Regions from separate parts of the Homo sapiens genome. Here region 2 is linked to region 1. Evidence: chromatin loops called from intact Hi-C (ENCODE). Cell type or tissue: gastrocnemius medialis. All regions are shown on one strand. Links, peaks and the distances in the headings refer to the core of each region. The heading gives the core; the rest is flanking DNA. Region 1 has its middle 270 kb from the start of LINC01108. Region 2 overlaps LOC101928331 (a long non-coding RNA gene).

What was found. Peaks named below come from ENCODE experiments on the same cell type or tissue, not always from the same donor. Only the 100,000 strongest peaks of a DNase experiment are listed, where the experiment ranks them.
Region 2: it touches region 1 in a loop (5-fold over the local background); 1 of 110 quality-filtered maps calls a loop at or near these places.

Annotation. Positions count from the first base shown.
Region 1 is chr6:14,548,370-14,552,764 of GRCh38, reverse strand. No RefSeq gene overlaps it. Among named protein-coding and RNA genes, the nearest start is that of LINC01108, 270 kb to the right of the region's middle. In gastrocnemius medialis, for the core only: no CTCF peak of the experiment used is centred there; a DNase peak (open chromatin) is centred at 1,664; H3K27ac peaks cover 1,658 bases.
Region 2 is chr6:14,474,686-14,479,080 of GRCh38, reverse strand. All of the region lies in intron 1 of LOC101928331 (a long non-coding RNA gene), which reads right to left. Among named protein-coding and RNA genes, the nearest start is that of LINC01108, 190 kb to the right of the region's middle. RefSeq lists a silencer at 4,187-4,395. In gastrocnemius medialis, for the core only: no CTCF peak of the experiment used is centred there; DNase peaks (open chromatin) are centred at 1,650 and 2,050; H3K27ac peaks cover 1,274 bases.

The DNA of each region.
Region 1 (4,395 bases), core at 73-4,072:
GGCTCAGTGACCATTCATTTATGCTGAGGTCAATTGTGATGCGGTTCATTATTCTTAGGAGGGAACCGAGGGGGACAGCAATGGTTTTCAAGCTTGTCACGCTTGGAAATGGTGCCATGTGGTGAGGCCTCATGGAAAAATCAGCTGTAGAGTGCCCTTTTAAGAACTGCTAAGCACTAGTTGATTAAAACATGTAGACATTACTTGTTTCTTTTTAATTTCCATCATATAGTTTATTTACGTAAATATTTATTAAATGTAAATCATCGTAACAATCCTGTAAGACAGTGATCATCATTCCTATTTTACAGATAAAGCTTGAGCACAGAAAAGTGAAATAACTTGCACAATGTAACAAATATTTCCTTTTTTGCCTTTTAATTTTGAGACAAGTTCTCTCTCTGTTGCCCAGTCTGGAGTGCAGTGGCATGATTACGGCTTACTACAGCCTTGACCTCCCAGGCCCAAGTGATCCTCCCACCTCAGCCTCCTGAATTGCTGGGACTACAGGCATGTGTCACCACACCCACCTGATTTTTAAGAAAAAAATTTGTAGAGACAGGGTCTCCCTATGTTGCCCAGGCTGGTCATGAACTCCTGGGCTCAAGCGATCCTACCACTCTGGCCTCCCAAAGTGCTGAGATTACAGGCGTGAGCCACCGTGCCTGGCTACAAATATTTCTTGTCTCTTTGTGTGCTAGGTGCTTCAGTTACTAACTAGCAGAGGGAGATTTTAAATCCAGGCCCTCTGATTCTATGTTCTTTGTTTTTTCTAATAGTGATTTGGAAGGGAATGGAGAGACCACTCACCACTTCTTCTTCTCCTTCTCCTTCTCCTTCTCCTTCTCCTTCTTCTTATTGAGATGGAGTTTTGCTCTTCTTGCCCAGGCTGGAGTGCAATGGTGCAATCTTGGCTCACCACAACTTCCGCCTCCTGGATTCAAGCGATTCTCCCGCCTCAGCCTCCTAGGTAGTTGGGATTACAGGCATGCGTCACCACACTTGGCTAATTTTGTATTTTTAGTAGAGACGGGGTTTCTTCATGTTGGTCAGGCTGTTCTCAAACTGCCGACCTCAGGTGATCTGCCTGCCTCGGCCTTCCAAAGTGCTGAGATTATAGGGGGAGCCATCGCACCCAGCCCAGAGACCATTCACTTCCAACCTTTCACCCAGTAAAATAATTTCTCTTGGTGTACCCCTGGTGATGAGGGGAATGCTAACTTACCTGTCAGCTCATTTTATTTCTAAAGTGTACTTAGTATTCATTTACATCTTTCATCAACCATTGATTAGAAGCAATTTGGACATAGGAGAGGATATCCAAGTCATGGTTACGTGGTCCAGAAGAGAATCATCCACCCAGCAATTTGCATGGCATGTACGGGATCCTTAAAGCAAGGCCACTGGGTAGAGAGGGATCCTGAGAGGCTGAAAAGCAGGTAAAGGAGGGTGAAGACAGGTAAGCAGAGCTGTGCAGTAGCCTCAGAAGTTCAGACTCTTGGGAAAACCGTTGTCTCCCTTAAAGGCATGTGACTCCTTTGAAAGTCACCCTTGTTGAGCTTGGAGAAAGTGCTGGAGAAGAGAATGCTACTGGATTCGCTCCACCAGAGCCCTCTGAGTCACACTTAAAATTAGATGGGGCAGTAAGAGTGTAGCTCAAGGGGAACTGTATCTGCCTAAATTAATGCTGACCTTGTTGGAATAACTCGCACTCTTCAGTATCTGCAGCTGTGGAGTCCCGAGGGAGTTGTCTGGCTACATGTGATTTTACATATCTGACAGCTAAGTCAGAGATCCAAATGCCAAATCCTGCACTCAGGAACATTATGTGGATTTGTGACACTCCCAAGGGGACTTTGGATCCATAAAGCAATGAATGGATTACAATGAGGCATAAATATAGCATTTTCATCTGTGACATACAATCTTGCTCTATTATTTCTCACATTGTTATGTGAAGGAAATCTATACCCACTCTCTCAGGTCTGTTCTCAGAAATTAAAAGAATGAAAAAGAGGTCTAAGAAAAAAAAAAAGCCTCTTGATGCATCAGGAATAAACTAAGAATAGGGTGTGGTAATTCCATGGAGGTAATTTGCAATATAGGGTAAACTCTGAGATCACGCGCATTATCAGGAAACAGCGATCTCAGGCCAGCATGTCAGCTCAGTCACCAACTAGCCAGTTGGCTTGGAGCAAATCACTTCATCTCTCTGGTCCTCAGTGTCCTGATTTGTCCAGTGGACTTCAATGTTAAAGGCATGTACTCTCAAGAATGGGCAAGATGATCCACTGTGTGGTGCCAGAAGAAAATATTAGAACTTTTTTTACACTTTAAAAATGTCTAATTTTGTGTATGTTTTTAAAATGCCCATTTATATTAGTACACATCTATTGTCTATAAATGAATAAATAGGCATATATTGGAAAGTTATATGCAAAAATGCATTCCTGCTAAAAGCATGGGAACAAGAAGTTTGGAGGCCACTGATTCAACCCATCAAGGTTCTACTGTAGATGGGAAGGCCCCTTTGTATCTGGTAGTCCATGATTCTGTGAATTTGAGAATTCTCTCACTTGTTTTCCTGAGATCCCCCACTCCCCATCAGGGCTGAGTACATCAGCTGTCCAAGGAAAAAGTTGTGTGCCCATTTGCGATGCGCCACAGATGTGTGGGCTCAGAAACCACAAGATGCTATTAGTGGACCTCTTGAAGTTGTGCCTTCCATATCAAGAGTCATGCAAATAATTATAATAACTTTCATTTGCTTCGTACAAGAGAGCTCACAAATCAGTTTCATAAGTAATTTCACATATGTTTCACTGAGAACTTCAGAACAGGTATTTTCCTAGGTATGAGAAAAGAGGTACAGAAACAGCTACCCACCTGGTATGCGACAAGGCTGCCACCCAAATTCTGCTCTCCTGATAAAGATTCCAGGGCTCTCTGCACTTATAACCAAGTACAAATACGCTCCCTGGATCCCAGGGGGAATTAGGTGGTGGTGTGTGAGGAGAGCAGTGTAAACGCAACCCCCAGCTACTTACAAAGAACGGCAGTGCTTGGGGCCCACAGTGGGAGGATCAATAGCATCATTCGTGTGTACACAAGACCTCCCATTATTCAGGGAGGCCTGGCAGAGGGAGAAAAGCAGATGCATGGGCTCCTCGTGCCACCAGCTGTCATGGCTTGCTACGCTGCAGTTCCTGACAAGTGCTGTTGTGACAGTCTCTCTACACAGTTGCAGGGAGCAGCTTGATGGGAACAGCAGCAAAAAGCCTTGTTTACAGAGGTGTGAGAGAACAAAGAGCACGTATATACTTAAGAGAATGTAATTTCAAGGACTTTGGTCCTGCCAGGTGTGGTGGCTCTGGAGGACAGCAGGTACTACCACATCTGTGAACTGGTCACCCTGTGCCCTGCCAGGAAATGGGACTTGAGGTGCAGGAGAGAAGCTTTCCCTGTTCCTTGTCTTCATTCAGTCTTGTGATAATGACCTGCAGAAACGTTTATCCTTTTTCCTCTAAAGTGGCGTTATGGCAGCTAAGACGTGTAATATTTCACCGCTAACCATGATGGCTCTTACGGGGTTGTAATAGAATTTAAATGTTTGTTTCCTCCTCTGCATTGCAAATCTCTTAAGGGTAGATATCCTGACTTGTTTATTTCTATATCCCCAGACCTTTCCCCTACCGAGTCTAACCCATAGAAGATATGTAATACTTGTCTATTTAGTGAAGGAACTGTAAATATATTTACATATTGGCTGTCCTTTTGGGAACTTCTTTTTTTTTTTTCCTGCATTAGCCTTAAAGTAGGACTCAACACATTAAAATTCACCATAAAGGATTACTTTAATGAATACTTGCCATGATGCGTATCACCAGCAGAGGATTACTATCAGGGTATGTAAAGAATGCCTACAAATCGATAGAGAAAGACACATACTCCAATTGAGAAATGGATGGACCAGCGATTAAACAGGAAATTCAGAAAGAAGGAAACCTAGTCTATACAAATATGAAAAAAGAAAGATTTCCATATTTGTAATGGCAGAAATGCAAGTTCAAGACACTGTAATGCTATTTTACTCCTTTCAGAGTAGCAAGCATTTTAACAACCTGATTTGTTGGCAGTGCTGTAGAGCTGTGAATTCTCTTACCAATGAGTGTACCTTGATACAACCCTGTGGCACCGTCAGGTACCATAGGAATTGTGCACCCCCAGCAGAAATTCCACTCCTAAGATACATTCTACCAGTTTTTCTCAACCATTTATGCAGAGAATGAAGCCCTAATGTCCTGGGGCATCCATTGTGTGAAATGAACTAACTTCTCATTTCTACATCTAGAATGATGTTAGTGATATACCATCCATGGGCAACTTAAAAAAATA
Region 2 (4,395 bases), core at 116-4,115, 74 kb after region 1:
AAGGGAGAGAGACGAGGGAGCTCATCTCACCCCAGCACAGTGTGCTAAGTGTTGTGAAGGACGGCTGTGGGGAGTACAGCGGAGGGTAGGAGGACGGGCAGAGCTGAGGGAACTTCCCAGAAAAAGGTGGCCCCAGAGAGAAAGATTTTGCTGGCTAAGGACTTTTATGGAAACCTAACTTGGGATGATTTAATTCCAGGTATCTTTATGAAACTTAGGATTTAAAAAAGACAAATGGAGAGTTAGATAAGGAGAGACAAGCATTTCCTATTTATTTAAAGATTCCAAATACAACTCTTCATAAGATATGAATGATCTGTCTTGGCTCCCTTAAAGCACATCCTGGACACATGGCCAAGAAACTGCTTCCTTCAATCACCACGACAGAGTGCCTCGTGTAACAGTGTTCTGCACCTTCCCCTCTCCTCCCCTACCCACACCCATCCTCACACATGCTCCTCCCTGCCCCTGACACTGACAACCTAGGAATTGCTAGGAGAAAAGCCTGGCATATGTGGGAGCCACCCTCAGAGAAGCTGTCCCGAAGGAAAGGTGCTAACTAGGTGAAGACATATGACTCTCTGAGCGCTATTTCTTAATTCTAATGGAGGGAGACTGTGGCATGGAGCCAGGAAACAGAAAAGGCATGAAAAGAAGAACTAATTTGGAGCTGGCGGGGTGAGTGTTTCCTGGCTTATTTAAAAACATAGATACAGAATTCAAACATGGAAGAGGAATCTGACTACCAGAAGGAGACAGGATGTCAACAATGGAGTCAACAATGGCCAGGCCTGAAGCGATGTATTTTGACACTAGGGAAGCCATATAAAGAATACTGCTTGGTGGATCGGGTGGGTTCATCTTATACTCAATGTTTCATTTCCATTTAAATCTCTTGGAGGCAGAGGTTGAGGTTATTGACTTGGCCCCATATTAAGGAAAAATCATAACCCAGGCCTCCAAAGACCTTCCAGACTACAAGAGAAAAAGTCAAACACATGGCTAACGGGCATATATAAGGATCTTCACTGAACACGGACTTTTGAATGTCTATGATGTAGCAAGCACTGTGCTGGACACCACAGGTGCATTAAGGCATATGCCGGAGTCCCTTCCCTCAGGGAACATCCCTTCTAATTGCCACTTAAACATGGCAAACCTACGGAGGTGTGCCAGGACAAGGGCAGTCAGAAGGGTGGTGTGGTATACTGGGAAGCTCATAGACCACCTTGCTTTGAGTGCCTCTCAGCCGCTGTCTTGCTCTGTGATTTTAAGGAAGTCCTTGAACCTCGCTGAGCCTGCTTTTTCCATCTGCAGATTGGTGATAATGAAACCTACCTTGCTGTTTCATGTTGAGGAATCACTGTGAGAAGGTAAGGCCGTAACAATTTGTCGGAAGGAGAAGGAAGGTCAAAGCTTTGTTGAAGAGCTTTATGCTATTGGCCAAACAGAAACATAGAGCCCTGTGTGTGGTAACTCTCAGGGGACATGGTTGCCTCGTGGATAAAAACGTGAGAATTAGAAGAACAGAAAAAGCCAGCAGGAAAACTCAGAGGAAAGAGTCAGAGAGAACAAGGATGTTGTCTGTCTCCAGCATAATTGTGTAGAGCCTGGGATTCATTGCTAGTGACATTCCCTGGCTTCTCCCTCAGTGTGACGTCATGTGCTCTGTGATGTTTATTGCACTGCATTCCAGGGATGCTGCACAGAGCCATGTCCAGTGTCAGAAACCTTGGAAAATAGTCCTCGGTTTAATTTTAACTTTTTATATAAACAGTGACCTAATTTGAGGAAGGCTCGGTCTGGCCAGGCATCCCCGCTCCCACATTTCCTCCTCTTCACTCCCTCCTTCTGCCCTTAGTCAAACTGTCTCGCCTTCATCTCCCATATGGACTTTGCAAACAAGCAAGGGGGATGTGTGAGCTCAGCTAACTTGAAAAGAGAAGACGTGTGCCAGCGAAGCAAAACACTCCAGCCAAGTCATGCACCTCTGCGGGAGGGAGCCACCTCCTCAGCTCTCATCGTGAAATGTTATCTCACCAGGGCAGATGGAGGTACAGACAGAGGACTCCAACGCAACACAAGCAGCTGCCTGTCCAGAAGAGAGCCCTTTCTCTCCCTCCCAGTCCCAGCTCCAGCTGTATTTTCTTTCTTTCTTTCTTGAGCAAGAGGTCAGGTTCTCTCTGTATGCTTTGTGCAAATTAAGTGAGCTGTGAGTGCTGCCTGCGGCCGAAGGAACTACCCTCTGGTCTATGGTTCATCCTTCCTTCACTCCAACCACCACTGAGGGAGCAGAGCCCTCCCTGCCCAAATGCACAAGTGGGCAGCACCTCCGAGAACACAGAAGAATATGAAACGACCCTTCTAATTACTCAGGTGCAAGCAGAGGAGCTAACCATCCCACCGGGAGCCCACCCATGAGTGATGAATTCCAGTGACTGAGCCCAGTGTTGGGGGCTAGGGTAGAGGAAGAGTCCCTTGTGGACACGGTGGGAGGGAGGGAGGCATGAGGGGACAAGCAGGATGCCCTGACAGATTTTAACCCAGAAGCATGAATCCAGGTCTGAGGTCAGCAAACGTTTTCTGTAAAGGGCCAGATAGTAAATAATTTGTACTCTTTGTGGGCCATCCAGTCTCTGTCTACTTGACTCTGCCATCGTAGGGCAAAAACAACCACAGACAATAAATAAACGAACGGGCGTGTCTTGTGTTCCAATAAAAGATGGTTTACAAACACAGGCGGCTACTGGATCTGGCTCATTGGCTGTAGTTTTCTGACTGAAAGATCTAAAAGAACACCCTTTCCCATTGGTTCTGTCCATGTTTCCATATAGCTAACAATATCCTGGAGACCAGTTTGCCGCCCCGTTCCCCAAACCTTTATGTGCCTCTGATTTCTACACCCTGTTACTCTGTCTGCAAAAACCCCCAAATGCTGTAACTGGCTATTCACCTGGACAGAATGGCCTCCTTCAGGGAAAGCCAGCAGGGATGGTGAATTCAGATTTCCTGATTTCGTTGACAAATTCCTCACCACTGGCAGGAATGGGAAAGATAGATATTGAAGGTGCTGAAACCCACCCCTGTTGTCAGTTCAGGAGTGAGGTAAAAACATTCCTTGAGCAATTTGGTTTAGAATCATAGAGCCTCCTATTTTCTAATCCTTCTCTCTTTCTAGGTCTGATAATCTGAATATTGGCACTTCTACTTTATTCTCCATATTTCTTACCTTTTCTTTTCGTTTTCTGTTACTTCATACATTCCTCATGCTTTCTAGAAAAGCTCCTTAGTCTAATATTGCAACCCATAAGTTCCTTTAGCTATACTCACTCTACCATTTTCCCCATTCATTGCTGTGTTTTGTTTTGTTTTGTTTTAGAGTCAGGGTCTTGCTGTGTTGCCCAGGCTAGACTCAAACTCTTGGGCTCAAGGGATCATTCTGTCTGAGACCCCTAGGTAGCTGGGATTACAGGTGTGCACCACCATGCCTGCCATTGAGATCCTTAATCAAGTGTGAGACCCGGTGGAATGGCTAAGGGCTGGACACAGAGATAGATTACTTGTGTTCAAATCCCAGCTCTGCCTATAATTGCAGACAAGTTACTTAACGTTTCTGTGCCTTACTTCCCTCATCTGCAAAATGGGCTTAATAATAGCACCTGTCTTATTCTAGTGAGTATGTAAATGAGCAATGTTCACAGAGCACAGGGGAGAGCAGCATAGTTGAATTCACATTATTTTCAGAACTAGTGCTTCCAGTTCTTTATTCTTACAATTTCTTCCCTGTATTTTATATTGATATTACCTTCCCTTATTTCTTCACTCATATTAACCAGAATCCATTTGAATCCCAACTCTTGCAACACTTCTGCACAGTTTGTGGCCCTTTTCAGCAGGAGTACTCAGCAGGAACATGGTTGTGCCCAGGTGAACTTGCAGTCCCCCGGAATACCACTGAGGGGTTCCAGTGCTGCACATTCCAGAGGGCCACAGGAGTGGCAGGGCATAAGCCCCAGGGCAGGGTGGGAGCCCCACCACCCAAGACACTGTCCATCACTCACCAGAAACCTCTGTGGGGAGGTTTAACTTGAAACCCTTAGAATGATTCAGCACATGTAGGAGGCCGTCTCCAAGGTGGCCACCCACCAGCCTGGGGGCTAAGAGTGAAGGTTAGGGAGATCCTGAGTGCAGCTGCTCAGGCACCCTCTATTTTCATCAACTCCCCCTTCCATCAGGTTTTCTTCTGCCAGATATAAGTGCTGCCTCACCCCCACACCCTCAGACAATAGGACACCAGCACTGAGCCACTGTAGCCATTTCTGTGCTGGGGCAGTCAAGGCTGGTCCTCAGGCAACTCCTGGGTGGAGCAGATGTGGGGACACCAGAGCAGAATTT